2 separate regions of the Homo sapiens genome follow, and region 1 is linked to region 2. A link is an interaction called in ENCODE POLR2A ChIA-PET data of the cell type or tissue named here. Cell type or tissue: MCF 10A. All regions are shown on one strand. Links, peaks and the distances in the headings refer to the core of each region. The heading gives the core; the rest is flanking DNA.

Region 1 (4,396 bases), core at 185-4,184, 55 kb before region 2:
TTGTCTTAACCATTTCAGAGAAGACTGCATTCAGACATGACTCAGTACAGAAGATGGAAGGTGATTAGAACATGGTAGTGAAAGAGAAAAAATTTTTCCAAAAGCACTTTTTAGTCTTAAAGATACACATTTGAAGATAAGTAGATCTTGGTTTGGAAACTAAGAAATAGAGAAATTAGGTGATAACTAACTAGTAGAACACTATGAAAAAGATGTATAATTATCCCTTCTATTTTCTACTGGTCTGAATAAAAATAGGTGGAACATAAGTTGGAGAAATAAAAAAAATGTTGGCAACATCAGCATTTATGAACCAAACAAAAAAAATAAGTTGAATAAAAATTAAATACTTCAGGTAATTAGTAATTTAATTATCAAGTTATCTAATTACAAACAGAGTTAGGCATCCAGTATGCACTTCTTAATTTTTGTTATTTATTTATTTATTTATTTTGATACGGAGTCTCGCTCTGTCGCCCAGGCTGGAGTGCAGTGGCGCGATCTCAGCTCACTGCAACCTCCGCCTCCTGGGTTCACGGCATTCTCCTGCCTCAGCCTCCCAAGTAGCTGGGACTACAGGCGCCTGCCACCACGCCCGGCTAATTTTTTTGTATTTTTAGTAGAGACGGGGTTTCACCACGTTAGCCAGGATAGTCTCGATCTCCTGACCTCGTGATCTGCCCGCCTCGGCCTCCCAAAGTGCTGGGATTACAGGCATGAGCCACCATGCCCGGCCTATTTATTTATTTTTACATTTATTTATTTATTTGAGACAGGGTCTCACTCTGTTGCTCAGGCTGGAGTGCAGTAAGGCGATCTCAACTCATTGCAGCCTCAACCTTCCAGGCTCAAGCGATTCTCCCACCTTAGCCTCCCAAGCAGCTTGGACTACAGGGATGTGCCACCACAACTGGCTAATTTTTTATTTTTTGTAGAGACGGGGTCTCACTATGTTGCTCAGGCTGAGCTCAAGTGATCTACCTGCCTTGGCCTTCCGAAGTGGTGGGACTACAGGTGTATGCCATCATGCCCAGGTTTTTTTATTTTTTAGTAGAGATGAGGTCTCACTATGATGCCTAGGCTAGTCTGCAACTCCTGAACTCAAGTGATACTACCACCTCAGTCTCTCAAAGTGTTGGGATTATAGGTGTGAGCCACCATGCCAGGCCCAGTATGCCCTTTAATAAATTATTACAAACTGTTTCCCCAACCAAATCTAGTGTTATTCCTTTTTTGAGAGTCTCATTCTGTCACCCAGGCTGCAGTGCAGTGGCGCCATCTCAGCTCACTGCAACCTCCACCTCCCAAGTTCAAGCGATTCTCATGCCTCAGCCTCCCAAGTAGCTGGAATTACAGGTGTGCACCACCATGCCCCACTAACTTTGTTCTTTCAGTAGAGACAGGGGTTTCAACATGTTGGCCAAGCTGGTCTCGAACTCCTGGATTGAAGTGATCCACCCACCTCAGCCTCCCAAAGTGCTGGGATTATAGGCATGAGCCACAATGCCTGGCCCAAATCTGGTGCTACTTCTAATTCCTTCAATGTGTCATTTTATTTTAGACCTTCCTACATTAATACGATGCTTTTTCTTCCTAAAAATCTCCTGCCTCTCCTTATCTTTCAACACTCAGGTCACAACTCACTTCCTCTGAAAGGTGTGTGTGTGTGTGTGTGTGTGTGTGTATTTACATTTGGAGTCTTGCTCTGTCACTCAGGCTGGAATGCAGTGATGCAATCATAACTCACTGCAGCCTCAAACTCCTGGGCTCAAGTGATCCTCCCAGGACTACAGGTATGTGCTACCCCACTGGGCTTCACCTTTAATTTCATAACATTCTATGGACATTTGGCATAACGGTATTTTATCTGATCCACATTCACTCTCCCTCACAAGGATATAAAATTCTTGTGTGCAGACACCATGTCTTTGTTCATTTTTGTATTTCAAGAGCATAGAACAAATTCCTAGCACTTGTCTTCAACAAATGTGAAATGAAGGAAACATGAAGAGTGATAGGTGGTAGAAAAAAGTCAAAATACTTTGCTTCTTTTAAAGCCAATACTTTTGGCTGGGTGTGGTGGCTCACGCCTGTAATCCCAGCACTTAGGGGGGCCCAGGCAGGCAGATCACCTGAGGTCAGGAGTTCAAGACCAGCCTGGCCAACATGGTGAAACCTCGTCTCTACTAAAAATACAAAAATTAGCGGGGCGTGGTCGTGGGCGCCTATAATCCCAGCTACTCGGGAGGCTGAGGCAGGGGAATTGCTTCAACCTGGGAGGTGGAGGTTGCAGTGAGCCAAGATCATGCACTGCACTCCAGCCATGGCGACGGAGTGAAACTCTGTCTCAAAATAAATAAATAAATAACCAATATTGAGGTGCCTGAGGGAAAAATTATGCATCTAGTAGGAATGACTCTTAGGAATGATCTCTAGACTAGGTTGCTGGTTTACTGTTAATTATGATACTAATTACCTGTATGCTACCATCTCACACTCTGGAGTTGGCCATTTCAAAATAGCTGAATGCTGGAAGACAAAAGACACACAAGAAAGGATTACAATATTTATTTAGCACTGCATTATTTACTACATTATGAGGCTTTGATAGTTTAACCACTATGAATGTCTTTTGTTGGTATGGAATGACCCTACCAAATCATCCAGCAGAGAATTCCTCTGGCTACGACTCAATGTCCAAGCTTGTTCACCTCTGGATATTAAATGGGCAATAATTCCAGCTGCAAAGTAACTGACTTCCACTTCCACACTGTGTAGGAGACTACTGATGTGGTCTATAAAATCTTTCCACATTAATTCAGAATGTAATTCTTGTACTTCAGCTATATTGTTCTGGAAAAAAAAAAGAAAATATAAAAATTAATGTAATATGTATAGTAAATGGTTAAGATAACTGTTTTTAGGCCCTGGATAACAGGCAATTCAGGAAGGTGAAAGAAAAGTATTTCCCTGAGAGAAAGTATTCAAATGAGGGCAGTTTACAGACTGCAATGAAGGTAAGAGTAAGCCAAAGACAAAGTAGCAGTTTTGTTGAAACAGAGATCATAGTTTAGGGTGGTCAAGCAGCAAAACTCTGTAGAACAGAGTGCTGGAAAGGACAAAGCTCCACACTCAGAGACAGAGCACACATGACCTGTACCCCAAATCTCTGGCTCAGTAATGACAAGGGTGAAACTCCAGGAGGCTAGGGAAAGAACTACCAGAAAGTAGTATATGAATAAATCCTAAAGTCACACAGGGATAGGAGTAGTTCACATTTCCACTAGCCAGACTCAAGAGACCTTATAATAAGCAAAGTATTTGATAGTAGTAGGGCTAAATTATATATGAACCGTAGGGTAAAGTCTGATAAGACGCCACTCTAACAAAACAAATAAATAGGGCTGGGTGTGGTGGCTCATACCTGAGAGGTTGGGAGTTTAAGACAAGCCTGGCCAACATGGAGAAAGCCCGTCTCTACTAAATACACAAAAATTAGCCAGGTGTGGTGGTGCATGCCTGTAATCTCAGCTACTTGGGAGGCTGAGGCACGAGAGTCACCTAAACCCGGGAGGCAGAGGTTACAGTGAGCTGAGATCCCACCACTGCACTCCAGCCTGGGAGACAGAGTGAGATGCCATCTCAAAACAAACAAACAAACAAACAAACAAACAAACCCAAAACAGCCAAGCATGGTGGTTCATGCCTGTAATCCCATCACTTTGGGAGGCTGAGGCAGGCAGATCACCTGAGGTCAGGAGTTCGAGACCAGCCTGGCCAACATGGAGAAACCCCATCTCTACTAAAAAAATAGAAAAATTAGCTGGGCGTGGTGTCATGTGCCTGTAATCCCAGCTACTCGGGAGGCTGAGGCAGGAGAATTGCTTGAACCTGGGAGGTGGAGGCTGCAGTGAGTGGAAATCGTATCACTGCACTCCAGCCTGGGCAACAGAGCGAGACTCCGTCTCACAAAGAAATAATAATAAAAATAAAATAAAATAAAATAACACATAAACAAGCTTCAAGAAGAGCAACTTGATCTGCAAGTAACTGCATGCAAGAACAAAGTATAAGACTCTTTAGAGAAAAATAATAAAACCTAGCAATCACCAAGTTACATTTCACAAGGACCGGCATCCAATAAAAAAATTACCAGGCATACAAAGGGGCAGAAAAATATGATTCATAACCAGGAGAAAAATCAATCCAAAGAAATGGACTAAAAAATAACAGAGATAATAGAATTAGCAGACAAGGACTTAAAGCAGCTATTATAAATATTATAAATATAATTCAGACATAAACATGAAGGGAGAAAATGAAGACATAAGAAAGACCTAAATGTAAATTTTTTTTTTTTTAGATGGAGTCTCGCTCTCGCCCAGGCTGGAGTGCA
Region 2 (4,396 bases), core at 80-4,079:
TATCACTATACAGTATATGTACTGAAGCATCATGACATACCCCATAGATATGTACAATTATTATATGTCAATTTAAAAATACGCCAGCACCAGGCACAGTGGTTCACACCTGTAATCCCAGCACTTTGGGAGACCAAGGCAGGTGCATCATTTGATGTCAGGAGTTCGAGACCAGCCTGGCCAACATGGTGAAACCCTGTCTCTACTAAAAATACAAAAATTAGCTGTGCATAGTGTCAGGCACCTGTAGTCCCAGCTACTTGGGAGGCTAAGCCAGGAGGATCAAATGAACCCAGGAGGCAGAGACTGCAGTGAGCTGAGACTGCACCACTGCACTCCAGCCTGAGCGACAGAGTGAGATTCCATCTCAAAAAAAAAAAAAAAAAAAAGTAGGCCAGGCATGTTGGCTCATGCCTGTAATCTCAATACTTTGGAAGCCTGAGGCAGGAGGCTAACTTGAGGCCAGGAGTTCGAGACCAGCCTGGGGAACATGGCAAGACCCTGTCTCTACAAAAAATAAAAGAAGAAAAAGAAAATTTTTTAACACACAAAAAAGACTGCTACCAATATCATTGATCCTTTGAATTGAGTAAATAAGTAAAAAAATTTTAAATGTATATGTTAAACATTTTCTAAAATCAATATGCTATTAGAAACAGTATGATATTACCAGTTTTTTGTTTTTGTTGTTGTTGTTGTTGTTGTCGTTAAGAGTCTCATTCTTGTCGCCCAGGCTGGAGTACAATGGTGCAATCTTGGCTCACTGCAACCTCCACCTCCGTGTTCAAGCAATTCTCTCTGCCTCAGCCTCCTCAGTAGCTGGGATTACAGGCGCCCGCCACCACGCCGGGCTAATTTTTGTTACTTTTAGTAAAGACAGGGTTTTGCCATGTTGGCCAGGCTGATCTCAAACTCCTGACCTCAGGCGGATCGCCTGCCTTGGCCTCCCAAAGTACTTGGATTACAGGCGTGAATCACTGCCCTTGGCTGATATTACCAATTTTAAAAGTATTCACAAGGCGGGAGCACTGGCTCACGCCTGTAATCCCAGCACTTTCGAAGGCCTAGGCGGTAGATCACTTGAGGTCAGGAGTTTAGGACCAGCCTGGCCAACATAGTGAAATCCCATCTGTACTAAAAAAAATACAAAAATTATCCAAGTGTGGTGGCACATGCCTGTAACCCCAGCTACTCCGGAGGCTGAGGCACAAGAATTGCTTAAACCTGGGAAGCAGAGGTTGTAGTGAGCCGAGATCGCGCCACTGCACTCCAGCCTGGGTGACAGTGCAAGACTCTGTCTCAAGGAAAAAATAGTAACAGCAATAAATAAAAAATAAAAGTATCAACTGAATAACTTTTTTCCCAGTATGAATATTTTCAAACACGAAGAAAAATGTATAAAGCAACTTTTACAAATTGAGACAAGAACTGGCAACATGTTTCTTTGCATATTCTCAGTAGTATCAAATCTTGACTGTTTAAAGATGGAAATGATTTGTATAAAGAGATTAAATAATTCAGAACCCTTCTTGATGAAGAAGACAGGTAATCACACTAGGGTAACACAATTAGGGACAACAAGTTATTTTTCTGACCCTCAGTTTCCTCATCTGAAGGCAGTCTGAAAAGAAGAGGTAGAAAATACATTTCAAGCATGTAGCTTCTCAAAGACATTACTCTGAGGACAAATATTTAGTTAGACTTGCTTAAAACCCACTCCTATTATCTTATCCATATAAAGCATTCGCTATAGTGCCTGACATAATAATAAGCATTTAATAAATGTTAACTACTACTATTAGCTAGCAGTAGTTACATTTCCAAAGGATAACCCAATCTGGCAAAGTTAAGGCCTTAGCATTTGTTCTTTTGATTTACAAGATGAGTTTTCTTTTTTTAATCTAATATACTGAGCACTGGCTGGGTGCAGTGGCTCATGCCTGTAATCCCAGCACTTTGGGAGGCCGAGGCAGGTGGATCACTTGAGGTCAGGAGTTCAAGATCAACCTGGCCAACATGGTGAAACCCCGTCTCTACTAAAAATACAAAAATTAGCTGGGCGTGTTGGTGGGCACCTGTAGTCCCAGCTACTCAGGAGGCTGAGGCAGGAGAATCACTTGAACCCAGGAGGTGGAGGCTGCAGTGAGCTGAGATTGCACCACTGCACTGCAGCCTGGGCAACACAGCAAGACTCCATCTCAAAATAATAATAATAATAATATACTGAGCATAATCATTAAATTGGGATTAGAAAGAAATGCTAGCACTGGCATAATCTCTTAAATCGTTGTGCAGCTGTGTAAGGGACTTTTAACTTTAACATATATAATACAGAAATTTACCCTAGTTCCTATGACAGGTTGGAAAAATTCAAAGAGACTGCTGGCATGAGAAACTTTGTGAAAAACAAGCAATGTAGAGGTCTTCTTCTTTCCTAAATTATTCCAAAATGCCTCAGTTACAGCCTCATTTCATCCTACTCTTTCTTGGAACACATTATTGGCACTTATACTTAATAGTTTTATATATATAAAGCCACAGCAAAAGTATAAACCAGTATGTGGCATCCAGGAGCAGGGATACCTTTAATATAGGTGTAGGAAGGCTGTGTGGCACAGTGGAACGAGCATATATTTAAAATTGGACAGACTTGCACATGAATTAGGACTCCACTATTTACTTGCAGTATGACCCTCAGGACGTTACTTCTCTGAACCTCAGTTTATCTATATGTTAACGGGAATGATAATAGAGCTACCTTATAGAGTTTTTGCGAAAATTCCACGAAAATACATGTAAAATCCCTGGCACATAGGCATTCAATAAATGACAGCTATTATTATTGGCAAATTTACATTCTATTCTATAGCTGTGGACAAATCATATTCCATACTTATGAGTTTATCAACTGTAAAGATATAAAGGTGTATCTTTTTTTTTTTTTTTTTTTTGAGACAGAGTCTTGCTCTGTCGCCCAGCCAGGTGTGCAGTGGCACAATCTCGACTCACTGCAACCTCCGCCTCCTGGATTCAAGCGATTCTCCTGCCTCACCCTCTGAGCAGCTGGGACTACAGGTGTGCGCCACCACGCCCGGCTAATTTTTGTATTTTTAGTAAAGACGGGGTTTCACCACGTGGGTCAGGCTGGTCTCGAACTCCTGACCTCGTGATCCGCCCACCTTGACCTCCCAAAGTGCTAGGATTACAGGTGTGAGCCACTGCGCCCGGCCAAGATATATCTCTTTCAAATTAAAACTTGAAGTAACAAAAATACTCCATACATAAGCAAAACTACACAGATAAGAGCTTCCCAGTTGATTTTCAGCACTGGTTTTTGAAAACCAAAGTACTAAATTGGCTGTGATTTCCCATCTCAAAGGTCAAAATCAGAAATTAGTTTTTCCATAACAGTAATAATCCTCCTACTGTCAAATGAAGACATAAGGCTTTTTGTTATTGTTAGTTTGTTTGTTTTGAGACAGAGTCTTGCTCTGTCGCCCAGGCTGGAGTGCAGTGGTACAACCTCGGCTCACTGCAACCTCTGTCTCCTGGGTTCAAGCGATTCTCCTGTCTCACCCTCCCGAGTAGCTGAGATTATAGGCACGTATTGCCACACTCAGCTAATTTTTGTATTTTAGTAAAGATGGGGTTTCGCCATCTTGGCCAGGCTGGTCTCGAACTCCTGACCTCAGGTGATTCACCTGCCTCGGCCTCCCAAAGTGCTGGGATTACAGGCATGAGCCACCACGCCCGGCCCGATGTAAGGTATTTTATACTGGCAAACCTCCAAATGGATACAAGTTATAGGAGTTATTTCTGACATAAGAATGACTTCTCACCTGGGCATGGTGGCTCATGCCTATGATCCCAGTGCTTTGGGAGGCCAAGGTTGGAAGATTGCTTGAGGAAAGGAGTTTGAGGCCAGCCTTGGCAACAGAGTGAGACCTTATCTCTACAAAAATAAAAATAAAAAAATTAGCCAAGCTATAGTCCCAGCTACTCAGGAAGCTGAACCAGGAGGATCACATGAGCCCAGGAGTTTTGTGCTACTGTACTCCAGCCTGGGCAACAGAACAAGGCCCTGTTTCTTAAAAAATTTAAAAAAAAAAAAAGACTTCTCAAAGTCAAAAAACGTTTGCCCCATTAGAAATGAAAAATGTTGAAATTAGCCAGATGTGGTGGCACAAGCCTGTGGTCCCAGCTACACAGGAGGCTGAGCTGGGAGGATCACCTGAGCCCAGGAGGTTGAGACTGCAGTGAGCCGTGTTTGCACCACTGCACTCCAGCCTGGGTAACAGAGTGAGACCCTGTCAAGGAAAAAAAAAAAAAAAAAAGAAAAATGTTTATTATAAATTACACAGTAAGAGGCAAGATAGGTAAAAATAAATGAATTCAT

What was found. Peaks named below come from ENCODE experiments on the same cell type or tissue, not always from the same donor. Only the 100,000 strongest peaks of a DNase experiment are listed, where the experiment ranks them.
Region 1: POLR2A ChIA-PET joins it to region 2 with 5 read pairs; 4 of 35 experiments call an interaction of 5 or more read pairs at or near these places.

The regions. Positions count from the first base shown.
Region 1 is chr1:52,811,993-52,816,388 of GRCh38, reverse strand. ZYG11B (zyg-11 family member B, cell cycle regulator) reads right to left here. Exons shown (of 14, transcript NM_024646.3): 11 at 2,656-2,853; 12 at 2,477-2,529. Among named protein-coding and RNA genes, the nearest start is that of ZYG11A, 29 kb to the left of the region's middle. RefSeq lists an enhancer at 1,558-1,852. In MCF 10A, for the core only: no CTCF peak of the experiment used is centred there; a DNase peak (open chromatin) is centred at 1,708.
Region 2 is chr1:52,756,754-52,761,149 of GRCh38, reverse strand. The region is part of intron 2 of ZYG11B (zyg-11 family member B, cell cycle regulator); the gene reads right to left. Among named protein-coding and RNA genes, the nearest start is that of ZYG11B, 32 kb to the right of the region's middle. In MCF 10A, for the core only: no CTCF peak of the experiment used is centred there; no DNase peak of the experiment used is centred there.